Regions from separate parts of the Homo sapiens genome. Here region 2 is linked to region 1. Evidence: chromatin loops called from intact Hi-C (ENCODE). Cell type or tissue: heart right ventricle. All regions are shown on one strand. Links, peaks and the distances in the headings refer to the core of each region. The heading gives the core; the rest is flanking DNA.

Region 1 (7,596 bases), core at 1,299-6,298:
CTCCTGACCTCATGCGATCCACCTGCCTTGGCCTCCCAAAGTTCTGGGATTACAGGCCTGAGCCACCGCACCTGACCTAAAGGGTGCTTTTCAATGGTGACGTCATCTTCACTGTGCCCTCCAGGAATCTATCCAACCCAGCAGTTCTGAATCTGGAGACTGCCTGAGAATTCCTTGGAAAATTTGTTTAAATTCCCAAAACCCAGGCCCCACCTGGGGGGCTCGGCCTTCCCCTCCTCTGTGGCCTGAGGGGTGGTGTGTTTGCAGAGTAGAGAACGGGAGTCTACTCCATAAAAATTTCCTGAGTGCCTACTGTATACAGGCCCCATCCACCAGTGATTTCCCTCTGGAGAGAGATGCTTCGGTGGCCACTGGCAACACAGCCAGCATGGGAGCAGGGGCAGCTGGCCAGCTGCGGGGTCCCACAGCTACGGGGTCAGGGGAGGAGAACTTGCCAGAGGATGTGCTGTTTGGGCAGAGTCTTGGTCAGAGGTCAGGAAAGAGAATATTCTGGGCAGCTCCGAGCAGGGGACAGAAAGCGACAAGGGAAGGCCGGCAGGGGCACTCACCTACCTGAACAACTTGGGGGCCTTCAAAGTACATCTGGTGAGGAGGACCATAGGGAGGAGGGGGACCAGCAGGATAAGGATCTTTAGGAGAGAGAAAGAAAAGCACCCTCAGATCAGTGGGCTCACTGTATGCCAGGGACTTAGCTCAAAACTTAGGCCCGGATGCAGTGGCTCACACCTGTAATCCCAACACTTTGGGAGGCCAAGGCAGCAGAGCACCCGAGATCAGGAGTTCGAGACCAGTCTGGCCAACATGGTGAAACCCCATCTCAACTACAAATACAAAAATTAGCCGGGCACAGTGGCGCACGCCTGTAATCCCAGCTACTCGGGATGCCGAGGCAGGAGAATCACTTGGAAAACAGATTCTGAAAGATTCGGTAACTTTCCCAATTCCACACCAACATGGCCAGGCAGCCCCAGGGCCAGGACAGCCTCTGCCTCCTGCTGCCTCCACGCTCAGCCTCGGTTGTCTCTGGCCACGGGCAGGAGCGTCATACCTGATGTGGGGGAGTCATTAGTCTCATTTGGCGACTTCCTTGCAACACTTTAAGGGAGAGTACAGCACGTTGAAAGCCCCACTGCCCAATGGTCTCTATTGGGTTCCGTGGCCCCCTGATTGGTGGGGACAGTAGGATTTCGGGGAAGGGTGGTGAGGACTGAGGGCAGCCCCCAGCTCAGCACAGGGACCCTCGTCTCCTCTCTGCTTCCTGCGGTCTCCAGAGTAGACTTCTTCCCGGTCCCTGCCAGCCCTGGCCCCTGAATGAGGGGAGCCCTCACCCGGGGATGATTCCATCCTGGTGCTCTGGAGGGCCTCTGTCCCAGCAACAGTGCCTGGGCAGCACCGTGTTCTGAGCTCCGAGTGCTCATGTGCTTATTTCTAGGAATTCTCATGAGGAGGCCCGGTTGCCAGGAGGTGTGAGGAGCTGGGGCCACACCTGTCCACCTCTTGCTGGGCCTGGCTCCAGTAGAACAGCCATTGTGATGTGTGCCTTCACTGTGGCCTCATCCTCACTTCCTGCAGGAGGAGGGCAGGGGCTTCCCGTGGGCATGGCTTGAACAGCCTTTGGAGATGGCCCTGCTCCATGTTTCCACGGCCCCACATGGTGGGTGGGTGGGAGATTGCTGACGGCTGGGTGGGGAAACTGATCAAGGGTCTGAAATATAGTCCTGTTAGAGCCCAGCCATTCTGTTTGGAGGAATTTATCCTGAGGGAGCTAACCAGATGTATGTGAAGATCTAATTGTAGCATGTTCATGTCCTCTTAGGAATGTGGCTGGGCACGGTGGCTCACGCCTGTAATCCCAGCACTTTGGGAGGCCGAGGCAGGCAGATCACTTGAGCTCAGGAGTTTGAGACCAGCCAGGCCAACATGGTGAAACCCTGTCTCTACTAAAAATACAAAAATTAGCCGGGCGTGGTGGCACGTGTCTGTAATCCCAGCTACTCAGGAGGCTAAGGCAGAAGAATCACTTGAACCTGGAGGCAGAGTTTGCAGTGAGCCCAGATCGCGCCACTGCACTCCAGCCTGGGCAAGAAGAGTGAAACTCCATCTAAAAAAAGAAAGAAGAAATGTAGGTATGTATAGGTTCATATGTCCACACATATTCATGGTGTAAATGTGTGTGTGTTTACCTGCTCAAAAGTCCAGTCTGCCTCCTGCTTATTCAGCTTTATGAGCTTGGGCAAGGTCCCACTTTTTTCTTTTTGCCTTGAGACAGGGTCTTGCTCTGTGGCCCAGGCCAGAGTGCAGTGGCGTAATCATAGCTCACTGTACCCTCAAATTCCTGGGCTCAAGTCTTCCTCCTCACCTTAGCCTCTGGAGTAGCTGGGACTACAGGTGCTTACCACCATGCCTGGCTAATTTTTTCTTATTTTTAGTAGAGATGGGGTCTCACTATATTGCCCAGGTTGGTCTTGAACTCCTGGCCTCATGTGATCCTCTTGCCTCGGCCTCCCAAAGTGCTGGGATCGCAGGTGTGAGCCACCATGCCTGGCCCCCACCTTTCTTTAAACCTCCATCCCCTCCCTGCCTCATCTGTAAAATAGGGGTAATAAGAAGCTCATAGGGTTGTTGTGAAATCAGATGACATAACCCAGGTGAGGGGTCTGCTCTTGATGTGGTCCATGAAGCCAGCATTCTTTTTTTTTGCCTGCTTCATTTTCCCTTCATAATGAAGCCAGCATTATTATTGTAAAATGCAAATGGCTTCAATGGCTCAGAAGAGGAACTCCCAATTATAGACCTCATCCTCTGCGCCAATGGCAGGCCAAGGGCTTTACACAAGGATACAGCCAGGAAGGGCAAAGTCAGGATTAGATGCAGCTGTGGGACACCAATCTGATGCTACCCCAGATCCTTTTTTTTTTTTGAGGCGGAGTTTTGCTCTTGTTGCCCAGGCTGGAGCGCAATGGCATGATCTCGGCTCGTGGCAACCTCTGCTTCCCGGGTTCAAGCAATTCTCCTCCCTCAGCCTCCCAAGTAGCTGGGATTACAGGCATGTGTCACCACACTGGGCCCATTTTGTATTTTTAGTAGAGATGGGGTTTCTCCATGTTGGTCAGGCTGGTCTCAAACTCCCAACCTCAGGTGATCTGCCCGCCTCAGCCTCTCAAAGTGCTGGGATTACAGGCGTGAGCCACTGCTCCAGGCCTGGGCTTCCTGTACAGACTTGAAGTTACACATTTTGGGAAGGGTTAGGGACCGCCTCCTTCCCTGGGGATTTTGAAGCGATGGTCCCCCTAACACACGTCGGGACCCCAGGCGTGATGTCTGAACTGGGGAAGCCTTGAGGGTGAATGGATGAGGGAGCTGATGGGGGGATGCTCTCTGGCGCTGCCCTTCCCGGCCATCGCCACCAGGGGGCAGCACCGGGCTTCCATGAGTCCGCCTCAATTTCTCCCTCTTCAGGTTCTGTGCCCCAAACCCTGCCATGGGGCGAGGACTCCTCTCTCCCACCCCATAACCCACAGGCCCGGCCGGAAAAGGTGGCAAAGCCAGCCGAGGTCACACAGCACGGCTGCGGGAGAGCTGAACTAGACCCCAGGCCCTCAGCACCCAGGGCACAGTGCCCCACCAGGAAGCTGCATGGGTCAGGGCTTCTGGAAGACTGGATTTTTGTGTTTTTTTTTAAACCTCTTCATCCCCCAGGCCGGGCGCGGTGTCTCACGCTTGTAATCCCAGCACTTTGGAAGGCCGAGGCGGGCGGATCACGAGGTCAGGAGATCGAGACCATCCTGGCTAACCAGGTGAAACCCCGTCTCTACTAAAAAATAGAAAAAATTAGCCGGGCGTGGTGGCGGGCGCCTGTAGTCCCAGCTACTCGGGAGGCTGAGCCAGGAGAATGGCGTGAACCCGGGAGGCGGAGCTTGCAGTGAGCCGAGATCGCGCCACTGCACTCCAGCCTGGGCGACAGAGCGAGACTCCGTCTCAATAAAAAAACAAAACAAAACAAAAAAAAAACACCTCTTCATCCTCCAAATAAGGCCTGGCACAGAGGAGGATGAAGTTGGTCAAACTGTGGGCTCTCTCCGAGCTGTATGACTCTGAACAGGTGTCTTCTCCTCGGTGAGCCTCAGTTTCCTCCCCTGCAAAAATAATACCTTCTGCTGAGAGTGTTATGAGCTGGGCACGGTGGCTCACCCCTGTAATCCCAGCACTTTGGGAGGTCGAGGCAGACAGATCACCTGAGGTCAGGAGTTCGAGACCAGCCTGGCCAACATGGCGAAACCCTGTCTCTACAAAAATACAAAGATCACCTGGGTGTGGTGGTGCACAGCTGTAATCCCAGCTACTTGGGAGGCTGAGGCAGGAGAAGGAGGAGGTTGCAGTGAGCTGAGATTGCACTCTGGCCTGGGCAACAGAGCAAAACTCAGTCTCAAAGAAAAAAGAAAAGAACAAGAAAAAAAGATTGCTTAAATGACTGAAGAATGAAAGAAATCCATGGGTCGGGCGCAGTGGCTCAGCCTTGTAATCCAACACTTTGGGAGGCCCAGGCATGAAGATCACTTGAGGTCAGGAGTTCGAGATCAGCCTGATCAACATGGTGAAACCCCATTTCTACTAAAAGTACAAAAATTAGCCGGGTGTGGTGGCATGCACCTGTAATCCCATCTACTTGGGAGGCTGAGGCAGGAGAATCGCTTAAACCCAGGAGGCGGAGACTGCAGTGAGCCGAGATTGCACCACTCCACTCCAGCCTGGGTGACAGTGAGACTCTGTCTCAAAAAAAAAAAAAAAAAGAAAGTTATCCACGTGAAGCACTTACCTCCATACTTGGCACATGGAAAGCTTGCAGTAAGTTGGCAATTAATATTAACATATTAACAAGAACCATGACAATCAACTCAATTAGCAGAGTCACAAAGGCCAGGGCAGGGGGCAGGCCACCCAGGAATGCAATGAGCCTGGAGTTTTGGCAGCTGGGGACCTGGGGAGTCCCGTGTGGGGCCTTTCCTGCTATGTGATTTAGGGCACCGGACTCCCGTCTCTGGGCTACGCTTTCTTTTGTGCAATGAGGAAGACTCTGTGGCCAGGGCTGTTTATGGGAAAAGGAGATGGGACATTTTTTCCTTCCTACTCATCTTCTTTTCCCAGAAGGGCCCAGCTTGAGCAGAGGCGATGAGATAATAAGGAAGAAGGAATTGGAGGAATGAGCTGTACCTGTAATTATTGCACAATCCGTGTGGGGGGTTGGGTTACAGAGGGGCCTGGATTACAGAGGGGCCTGGAGATGGGGCAGTGGCTTGTTCCTGCCTGGGGAGGGGCTGGCTGCCCCCAGAACCCTGCCTTCCTCACTCTGGCTCAGCAGTGGGGTCCCATATATCTCATCTGCATGTGGACCCTGGAGTCCTAGGGTGGGGACTTGCTGGGTCATACTGGGGCATCCCCTAACCTCTCTGGGTTGAATTTCCGGTTCTGCTAACCTCCCAGACTGCCTTACCTGCCAGCTTGTGGTGGGGAGTGGATGGGTCGGGCAGGATGGGGGTGAATGAGGTATAGGGGCTGCTGTAGGCACCACCCTCCCTACTCCAGCCACATTGCTTACTCAGGGAGAGAAAAGTAGGGGGAGGAATTCTCGTTCCCAGGAACTGATGGAGGACCCCCAGCTGAAGGGAAGAGGGTGTTTCAGGGCCATTTCTTCCCCAGCAGCTGCCGTCTGTCCATCTATCCATCCCTGCGTCCCGTTCCCTCAGAGCCTGGAGGTCTGCCTGGTGGAGGAGGAAGGGCTATCTCCAGATTGAGAAAGCCTCAGGGTGTGGATGTGATGGGAGAATGTGGTTGTGTGTGCTTCCACCTGCGTGTATTTGTGTGGGAGATGTGTGTGTCGGGTGTGTGGAGTGTCTGTGTGTCAAGCAGCATTTTTTTTTTCTTTTTTAGAAACAGTCTTGTTCTTGTCACCCAGACTGGAGTGCAGTGGGGCGATCTCAGCTCACTGCAACCGCCACCTCCCAGGTTCAAGCGATTCTCCTGCCTCAGCCTCCTGAGTAGCTGGGACTACAGCCATGCACCATCACGCCTGGCTAAATTTGTGTATTTTGGTAGAGATGGGGTTTCACCATGTTGGCCAGGCTGGTCTCGAACGCCTAACCTCAAGTGATCCTCCTATCTTGGCCTCCCAATATGCTGGAATTACAGGCGTGAGCCACTGTGCCCGGCCCGCCCTCATTCTTTAACGTGCATTTATTGAGCACCTAATATATGCCAGGCACACAAAACTGAGCAAGGCAGATGAGGTGCTTACTTACCCCAAGAAGCCCACATTTTAGTGAAGGAAACAGATGCCAGACACATTCTTCTTTTTTTTTTTTTTCTTGAGATGGAGTCTTGCTCTGTCACCCAGGCTGGAGTGCAGTGGCGCAATCTCGGCAAGACTCCGTCTTGGAAAAAAAAAAAAAAAAGAAAGTGCCAAGATCCACTTGCTGTTCTGACAGGACCCCCGAGTCTACTGTGCAGAGGAACAGTGGCGGGGATTGGGCCAAAGACAGGAGGTGACTGTCCAGAAGGAAGTGGCCCTAACAGAGAGCATGGACACTGTACAGGGGAAGCAAGTGTGCCCAGAGCCTGAGGTCCCAGCCCCCTCTTCTCTGAGACCCCTGGCAGAAGGATGCTTCCTGGGGAGGGGGCTTCATCTACACGGCTTGTGGGGGGCGCAGTGGGGCAGCACAGGGGCCCAGGTTCCAGTCCTAGCCTGGCCCGCAATTGCTGCATGGTTTGGGGGGAGCTGATCCGAGCCTCATTTCCCCATCTGTAGAATGGGACAATAACTCTCCTGCCCACGTTCCCCGCAGCACCATTCACAACAGCCAAGATTAAGAAGCAATCTAAGGCTGGGCGTCGTGGCTCACACCTGTAATCCCAGCACTTTGGGAGGCTGAGGTGGGTGGGTCACCTGAGGTCAGGAGTTCGAGACCAGCCTGGCCAACATGGTGAACCCTCATCTCTACTAAAAATACAAAAATTAGCCGGGCGTGGTGGCAGATGCCTGTAATCCCAGCTACTTGGGAGGCTGAGGCAGGAGAATCGCTTCAACTTGGGAGGCGGAGGTTGCAGTGAGCCGAGATCCTGCCACTGCACTCCAGCCTGGACAACAAGAGTGAAACTCTGTCTCAAAAACAAACAAACAAACAAACAAAAAGTAATAAATTTAAATGTCATTCATCAGTGGATGAATGGGTAGAGAAAATGCAGTACCTAAACATGATGGAATATTATTCAGCCATAGAAGAATGAGATCCTTGGCCAGGTGCGGTGGCTCACACCTGCAATCCCAGCACTTTGGGAGGACAAGGCAGGCAGATCACCTGAGGTAAGGAGTTTGAGACCAGCTTGGCCAACGTGGTGAAACCCCATCTCTACTAAAAATACAAAAATTAGTGGGAGAATCACTTGAACCAGGGAGGTGGAGGGTATAGTGAGCTGCGACTGCGCCACTGCACTCCAGCTTGGGCGGCAGGGTGAGACTCTGTATCAAACAAAAACAAAAATAACATATACCCCACAAATATACAGAACTATTATGTATTT
Region 2 (7,596 bases), core at 1,139-6,138, 310 kb after region 1:
TGGTCTGGGGGTTGGGCAATGGGTACTGTGTATGAACCCTCAGCAAACGAGGGGGATCCCAGGGCCTCGTGGGGTTCAGTTTCCCCTTCTGGGATATCAGTTGGAAGAGATGAGTGGTTTCCAGCCCAGAATCACTTAGTCTCTGGTTCCAAGACAGGAGCAGTGCAGAGGGAGCAGCTTCCAAGAATCCTTTTCATTACTTCACCAAAGAAGCCGCATGTATTACCTTTGCCCAAACTCGTGATAGCTTCAAGCTTTAGGGCTGTGAGCTGGCAGGAGACCCTCGCTCCAGCCACCCTCGCTCTATTCTGCTGATCAGCCATTCTGATAGATACTGCTTTGATCGACTAAAAAACGGGCATGACCAGGCACAGAAAGACAAACACCTCATGATCTTTCTATGTAGAATCTAGAAGAGTCAAATTCACAGAAAGAGAGAATGGAACAGGCTGGGGGTGGGGGCAGGGGAGGGTGGGGAGATGTTGGTCAAAGAACACACAATTTCAGCTGAAAAGAAGGAAGTTCAGTGATCTATTGGGCGTCATGGTGACAGCAGTTAACAACAGCCTATTGTGTTCTTGAAAATCGCTGAGAGTAGATTTTAGTTCTCACCACACACAAAAGAAATGCTAAGTATGTGAGGCCGTGCCTGTGTTGAATAGTTTGACCGAGCCACTCCACAGTGTACACACACATATCAAATCCTCATGCTGTGTACCGTAAATACATACAATTTTTACTTGTCAATTAAACAGCAGCACACACAAAAACAAGATGAAACAAAACAACAGGTGGACAGACAATGGCTAGGTTAACACCACTGGTTGGTTTAGTGGACCAGAGGTTTTGAAAAATGGGACCTGGCACGTGGCTGGCTGCCTTAAAGGCTGTCTGTATCCCTGTGTATTTGAAATGTTCCTTTTAAAAAAAAAAAAAAGCAGTGATGACATGCTCCCTTGGAATCCACAGAGGAAAAAAAACAAAAGGGATGTCTGGAGGTGAAAATATTGCAAAGTTCTCATCTCCTCTAACCACTCACTATTATTATTACTATTAGCATTAATAGTTCACCCAGTGACAAATTCTCGAAACCAGCACTGCCTGGTAGAAGTTTCTGTGATGGTGGAGAAGTTCCCTAATCCATGCCGAGCATCGGGAGCTGCAAACCAGGCCAGGGCAGTGAGTGCTGATGGGGGACTGAGCTGTTAACTTCATTTAGATTAGTTAACTTAAATTTAAATAGCCATGTGTAACTGGTCAGTGGCTATCGTACTGGACCATGTGGCTCAAATCTAATATCTGTGGAGAACCACCGTGGGCCAGGCACCGTTCTCGGTGCTGGGGAATTGAAAATGAGCAAAACCAACAGGAGCATGTCTGCCCTCTGGACACTCACAGGCCACTGGGGGAGACAGATGTTAGTTAAATAATTACACAAACATGCCTGCAATCCCAGCACGTTAGGAGGCAGAGACAGGCGGATCACTTGAGGTCAGGAGTTTGAGACCAGTCTGGCCAATATGGTGAAACCCTGTCTCTACTAAAAATACAAACATTAGCCGGGCGCGGTGGCGGGCATCTGTATTCCCAGCTACTCAGGAGGCTGAGGCAGGAGAATAGCTTGAACCCGGGAGGTGGAGGTTGCAGCAAGCTGAGATCGCAGCAAGCTGAGATCGCACCGCTGCACTCCAGCCTGGGCGACAGAGCGAGACTCTGTCTAAAAAAAAATTACACAAAAGAATGCAAAGTTGCAATTGTGACCTGGGCAGTGATGGGCAGCTGTATGGTGCTGTGGAATCACTGCTCAGGCAAGTCCAGGAATCGAAGCGTGAGCTGCCATGTGTGGGAAGGGTAGGAGTTGCCGATGACAGGCAGAGAAGCAGGGGTGAATGCACCCAGCGGGGAGACTAGCACGCGCAAAGGTCCCGCAGCAGGAAGGAGCGAGGACGCTGGACGCTGAGCAGCGTGGCTGGGCAGGGCGAGGAGGAGGAGGGGAGTGCTGGGGCGGGGTGGGGGATTGATCTGCTCTCCCTTTGCCCTCCCTGCAGCCATGGTGACCCTCGCTGGGATCAGCGTCTACATAGCGTATTCAGCCGCCGCCTTCCGGGAGGCGCTGTGTCTCTTGGAGGAGAAGGCCCTCCTGGACCAGGTGGACATCAGCTTCGGCTGGTCCCTGGCCCTGGGCTGGATCAGCTTCATCGCCGAGCTGCTCACCGGGGCAGCCTTCCTGGCAGCAGCCCGCGAGCTCAGCCTGAGACGGAGGCAGGACCAGGCCATATGAGCCTGGGCGCTGGGTCGTGGAGGGGAGGGAGGGGCTTGGCCCCGGAGCTTCACCGACCGATCTCCATCGGCTGCGGCCTCTTCTTCCTCAAAGGCCACTCGGGGAGGCCAGGCACCCCCCTCCTTCCCCCACAAATCCCCGCGGACTAAGCTTGGGGCCTGGCTGTTATCCTAGTACCTGTGTGCTTATGTCCGTGTGTGTCCGTGTGGCCTGGAGGAGCCCGAGGGAGTGCCAAACCGCTTCGCGAGAAATAAAAACGATCCTTTAATCACACACAGAGCTTTACAGATTGCAAAGTCCTCACGCCCCCTCCGACTTCATTTCCTCCTCACCCATGTCCCTTGGATCAGCTCCTTGGTGGGTCTGGGAAAGGGAGAGGGTGCCCTACCTCCTGGGCCCTGTAATGCGTTCAGCTCTCTCTGGGGAGCTCTGGCCTGGAGTTCCTTTTGCTCTAAAATAACTCTGGCATGACATGGGCTTTCTACGGGGTCAGGTTAGGTCTACAATATGAAGCTGCGAGACTCCCAAGGGGTTGGCCAATTGATAGAGCACTCTTCAAGACTAATCATACCTTTTCCGTCCTCCCCCAGAAAAATCCATCCCTCCTTTCATCCTGGTGTTCTGCCCCTGGGAATGGGCTCCCCATCCGGGTCCCCTGGGGCAGTGCTGTTCACATTTAGCGCGCCCCAGACTCTATGGGCTTGTTGATACTCTCGGGCTGATGCCACCCCCAGGGTGTCTGAGCCAGGAGGCCTGGGTGAAGCCCAAAAACTCACATTTCTAAGTGGCTTCCAGGCGATGCCGAGGCTTCTGGCCCAGAGCCACTGTTTGCATAAATGCCGAGGTGGGGCGTTTATTAAGTGACAGAGAAGGGTTGTCATCTTGCTGCTCTTAGAATCACCTGGGTATCTTCCAAAAATCCTGCTGCTGTCTACATCCTTGATCTGATATTCTCTAGGGCTGGTGTCCAGGCATCAGTGTTTTTTAAGAGCTCTCCAGCCTATTCTAACCCAAAACCATGGCTGAGATTCTGTTCCTGCAAGATTCCAAGTCATGAGATGTAGGGGAGGGCCCGAGGAGCCTTTGGCTTAGGAAACTCTGGGAGGTGCTGATGGTTTGGGGAATACTGGTGTGGATTAAAAGATGACAACACGATTATCAACAATATGGCATCATCGTCTTCATCATGACATCATCATCACCATGACGTCAACACTGTCATCATCATAGCTGACACCCACTGAGTACTTTCTATGCACCTGTGCTATTCTCCATGCCAGTCGGTCAGTCAGTCATTCAACAAACATCATGACATCATCACCACCATGCCATGACATCACCACCACAACGACATGACACCACCATGACATCAGCATTGTCATCATTATAGCTGACATCCACATCTATGCACCTGTGCTATTCTCCACGCCAGTCGGTCAGTCAGTCATTCAACAAACACTCAAAGGAAGGCCAGTACACACCAGCAACTGGGGGGGCAATGACTCCTCCAGACCCAGACCTTGCTCTCTGGGGTGCCACATGATTGAGGAGAGAGAGGCATATGAAATACGTAGCCCGTGGTGAGGACTAGGAGATAAGCAAAGCAGGGTACAGATGAGGAAACTGAGGCACTGGCAGGTTAACATAACTGGACTAAGGGCATAAGGAGAGAAAGGGACGCAACTGGGAGTAAACTTCAGAACTGCCTGATCCCAAGATGGTCCTCCCCCTACTTCCACCAACGCCTGCACTTCTTTACTGGCTGTCTGCTCCTTTCAGGACGTTGCTGCGACGTCCCTGTCTAATCCGGAAAGGCGCAAAAGGAGTGGGTTACTCACATGGCCACATGGGGCTAAATGAGCGCTGTTGGAAAATCAGTTACAATGCTGGGGAAAACAAAGTTTTTGCAAAGTGAGGGCAACCATGCTACCGAAAGGGCGGTCTCTGCTTCCACCTGCTGGTCGTATTGTGGAACTGCTCCAGAGGCAGGATTTGATCCCCAAATTCGTCAAGAGACACGTTTTCAGCCCTCCTAGCGCCCAAGTGCTGGATTAAATACTGCAGGGCCAGAGTTCTCAGCTGGGGCGATTCTCTCCCCCACCTGACATTTGGCAGTGTTTGGAGACAGTTTTGGTTGTTCTTAGTGCGTGTGGGGAGTGGTATTACCGGCAGCTCCAGTGGGAAGAGGCCAGGGATGCTCCTCGCATCCTATGATGCTCAGGACATCTGGTCCCACACGTCCACCTTGGGACATGCTGAGACACTCTGCTAAGCGAGCAATAATGGACAATAACAAACCAAAACATGTGTGCACCTCAGGAACTGACAACACAGAATAAGCTCATTCATTCGCCCATCCATTCATGCATTTGATAAATGCTTGCCAGATACCTACAGTGTCAGAGACTGTTCCAGGGCCTGGGGACACATTCATGGGGGTGGCCAAGAAAATCTCCACCCTTCCTAGCTCACATGGGAACAGATGATAAACCCATGAACCAATAATCTATCTGAGAGATTCAGACAGTGATTAGTGTTATGAAGAAAACAAAACAGGGTGATGAGGCCGGGCGCCATGGCTCATGCCTGTAATCCCAGCACTTTGGGATGCCAAGACAGGCAGGTCACCTGAGGTCAGGAGTTCGAAACTAGCCTGGCCAACATGGTGAAACCCCATCTCTACTAAAAATACAAAAAAAAAAAAAATAGCCAGCTGTGGTAACACGCGCCTGTAATCCCAGCTACTTGGGAGGCTAAGGCAGGAGAATCACTTGAACCCAGGAGGTGGAGGTTACAGTGAGCCGAGATCGCACCATTGCGCTCCAGCCTGGGTGACAGAGTGAGACTCCATCTCAAAAAAAAAAAAAAAAAAAAACCAGGGTGATGGGATGAAAGGTGTCTGGTAGAGATGTGACTCCAGGAAGGACAATTAGAAAGGGCTTCTTGGAGGAGGTGACATTGTGCTGAGACCCGCATGAAGAACCTGTAGGTAGGGAAACTGCAGACCAGGCAGGTGACAGCAGACGCAAAGGCCCTGAGGTGGGAAGAAGCTTCTGTGTTAGAGGGAAATGAAGAGGGAGGGTTGATGGAGAGAAATAGGAGGTGAAGGTAGAGGCAGGGAGAGAGAAGGCAGTGGGCGATGCCCATGGCCCGTGGTAAGGAGGTGCTGATGATTAAGTGGGGTTGGGATGCTGTTCCATTCTGTTCTGTTCTGTTCTATCCTGATCCATTCTGATCTGTTCTATTCTGATCCATTCTGTTGTGTTCTGATCCATTCTGATCTGTTCTATTCTGATCCATTCTGTTGTGTTCTGATCCATTCTGATCTGTTCTCTTCTATTCTGATCCATCATTCTATTCTGACCTGTTCTGTTCTATTCTGATTTTTTTTTTTTTGAGACTGCGTCTAGCTCTGTCACCCAGGCTGGGGTGCAATGGCTCAATCTCGGCTCACTCCAACCTCTGCCTCCCAGGTGCAAGTGATTCTCCTGCCTCAGCCTCCCCAGTAGCTGGGACTACAGGCACGCACCACCATGCACCATGCCTGGCTAATTTTTTGTATTTTTAGTAGAAATGCGGTTTTACAGTGTTAGCCAGGATGGTCTCGATCTCCTGAGCTCATGATCCACCTACCTTGGCCTCCCAAAGTGCTGGGATTACAGGCGTGAGCCACCGTGCCTGGCCCGATCCATTCTGTTTCGATCTGTCCTGCCGTATTTTAATCCATTGGATTGGTTCTGTTCTATTCTGATCCATTTTGTTCTGATCTGTTCTGTTCCATTCTGTCTTGTCCTCTCCTCTTCTATTTTCTTATTCCACTTGGACTCTCTCTTGAGAGTGATATGCCTTTAAGACAGTGGTTCTCAACCCTGGCTCTACATTAGCATCACGTGGGGGTCCTATTTAAAAAACAACCAGTTGCTAGCACTGGGGCCCCAATGGAGCCAAATGCAATCAGACCCTCGAGGGCGGACCTGGGCATTGTTATGTTCACAAAGTTCCCCAGGTGATTCTGCTGTGCAGGGGAGGTAAGAACCACTGCTCTAAGACCCTTAGGTCTGTTGTGTGAACGGACCGGCCTGCAGGGGTGAGAGTGGTTGCAGGAAGTACAGGGAGGGGCCTCCCAGGGCCAGATGAGAGGAGAAAGAACTCGGAGCAGGTGGAGGTGTGGTCAGATCCAGGTGTGCTGGACTAACCGGGGGTTAGAGGAGGGGATTTATACTCATGAGAAGGTAAACAGGAGGAGGAAGTGGGACTACGGCGCGTGTCCCTTTGCTGGGGAGGCTCAGCCACGATTTGTCCCCTCAGGTCCAGACCTGGCTGGAACCCCTGGCAAACAACTGGCCGCTCTCTTTCTCTCAGAGAAGGCGCTCTATCTGGCAAAGAAGATCCATTCATTTATTCACTCATTCATTTATTCACTTGCCACCCACCCATCCATTCATTTACTCACTCATTGCTTCACTTATTTATATATTCATGCACGCATTCAGTCTTTGTTCATTCATAAGTTCACTTGCTTATACCTGTCCCATGCTTCATTCATTCACTCACTTATTCATTTATTCATACATTTTCCCATTAATCAATTCACTCATCCATCCATGCATCCATCCACCCATCCATCATTATCCATCCATTTGCTTACCCACTCACTCACTCACTTATTCACTCAGTCATTAATTTACTCATTCACTCACTCACTCATTCACTCACTCACTCACTCATTCACTCACTCATTCACTCACTCATGTATTCACTCAGTCACTTATTTACTCATTCACTCACTCACTCTTTCACTCCCTCACTCACTCATTCACTCACCCATTCCCTCACTCACTCATTCCCTCACTCAGTCACTCATTCACTCATTCACTCACTCACTCATTCACTCCCTCCCTCCCTCATTCATTCACTCACTCATTCACTCACTCATTCCCTCCATCACTCACTCACTCATTCACTCACTCATTTACTCACTAATTCACTCACTCACTCATTTACTCATTCACTCACTCATTCACTCATTCCCTCCCTCCCTCACTCACTCATTTACTCACTCATTCACTCACTCACTCATTCACTCACTCATTCACTCATTCCCTCCCTCCCTCACTCACTCATTTACTCACTCATTCACTCACTCACTCATTCACTCACTCATTCCCTCCCTCCGTCACTCACTCATTTACTCACTCACTCATTCACTCACTCACTCATTCCCTGACTCATTCACTCATTCCCTCCCTCCGTCACTCACTCATTTACTCACTCATTCACTCATTCATTCCCTCCGTCCCTCCCTCACTCATTTA

Evidence for each region. Hi-C counts contacts between places; a loop is a spot of excess contacts. Peaks named below come from ENCODE experiments on the same cell type or tissue, not always from the same donor. Only the 100,000 strongest peaks of a DNase experiment are listed, where the experiment ranks them.
Region 2: it touches region 1 in a loop (12-fold over the local background); 98 of 110 quality-filtered maps call a loop at or near these places.

What each region holds. Positions count from the first base shown.
Region 1 is chr16:8,876,264-8,883,859 of GRCh38, reverse strand. It overlaps LITAFD (LITAF domain containing), which reads right to left and starts at 1,509. Exons shown (of 4, transcript NM_001395433.1): 1 at 1,350-1,509; 2 at 574-650. RefSeq lists enhancers at 872-1,372, 3,420-3,709 and a silencer at 5,819-5,934. In heart right ventricle, for the core only: CTCF peaks have their summits at 3,222 and 3,425 (motif pointing right); a DNase peak (open chromatin) is centred at 3,419; H3K27me3 peaks cover 225 bases.
Region 2 is chr16:8,564,458-8,572,053 of GRCh38, reverse strand. It overlaps TMEM114 (transmembrane protein 114), which reads left to right. Exons shown (of 4, transcript NM_001146336.2): 4 at 2,049-2,554. The coding sequence ends at 2,281. Among named protein-coding and RNA genes, the nearest start is that of TMEM114, 22 kb to the left of the region's middle. In heart right ventricle, for the core only: CTCF peaks have their summits at 4,010 and 4,233 (motif pointing left); a DNase peak (open chromatin) is centred at 4,173; H3K27ac peaks cover 183 bases; H3K27me3 peaks cover 472 bases.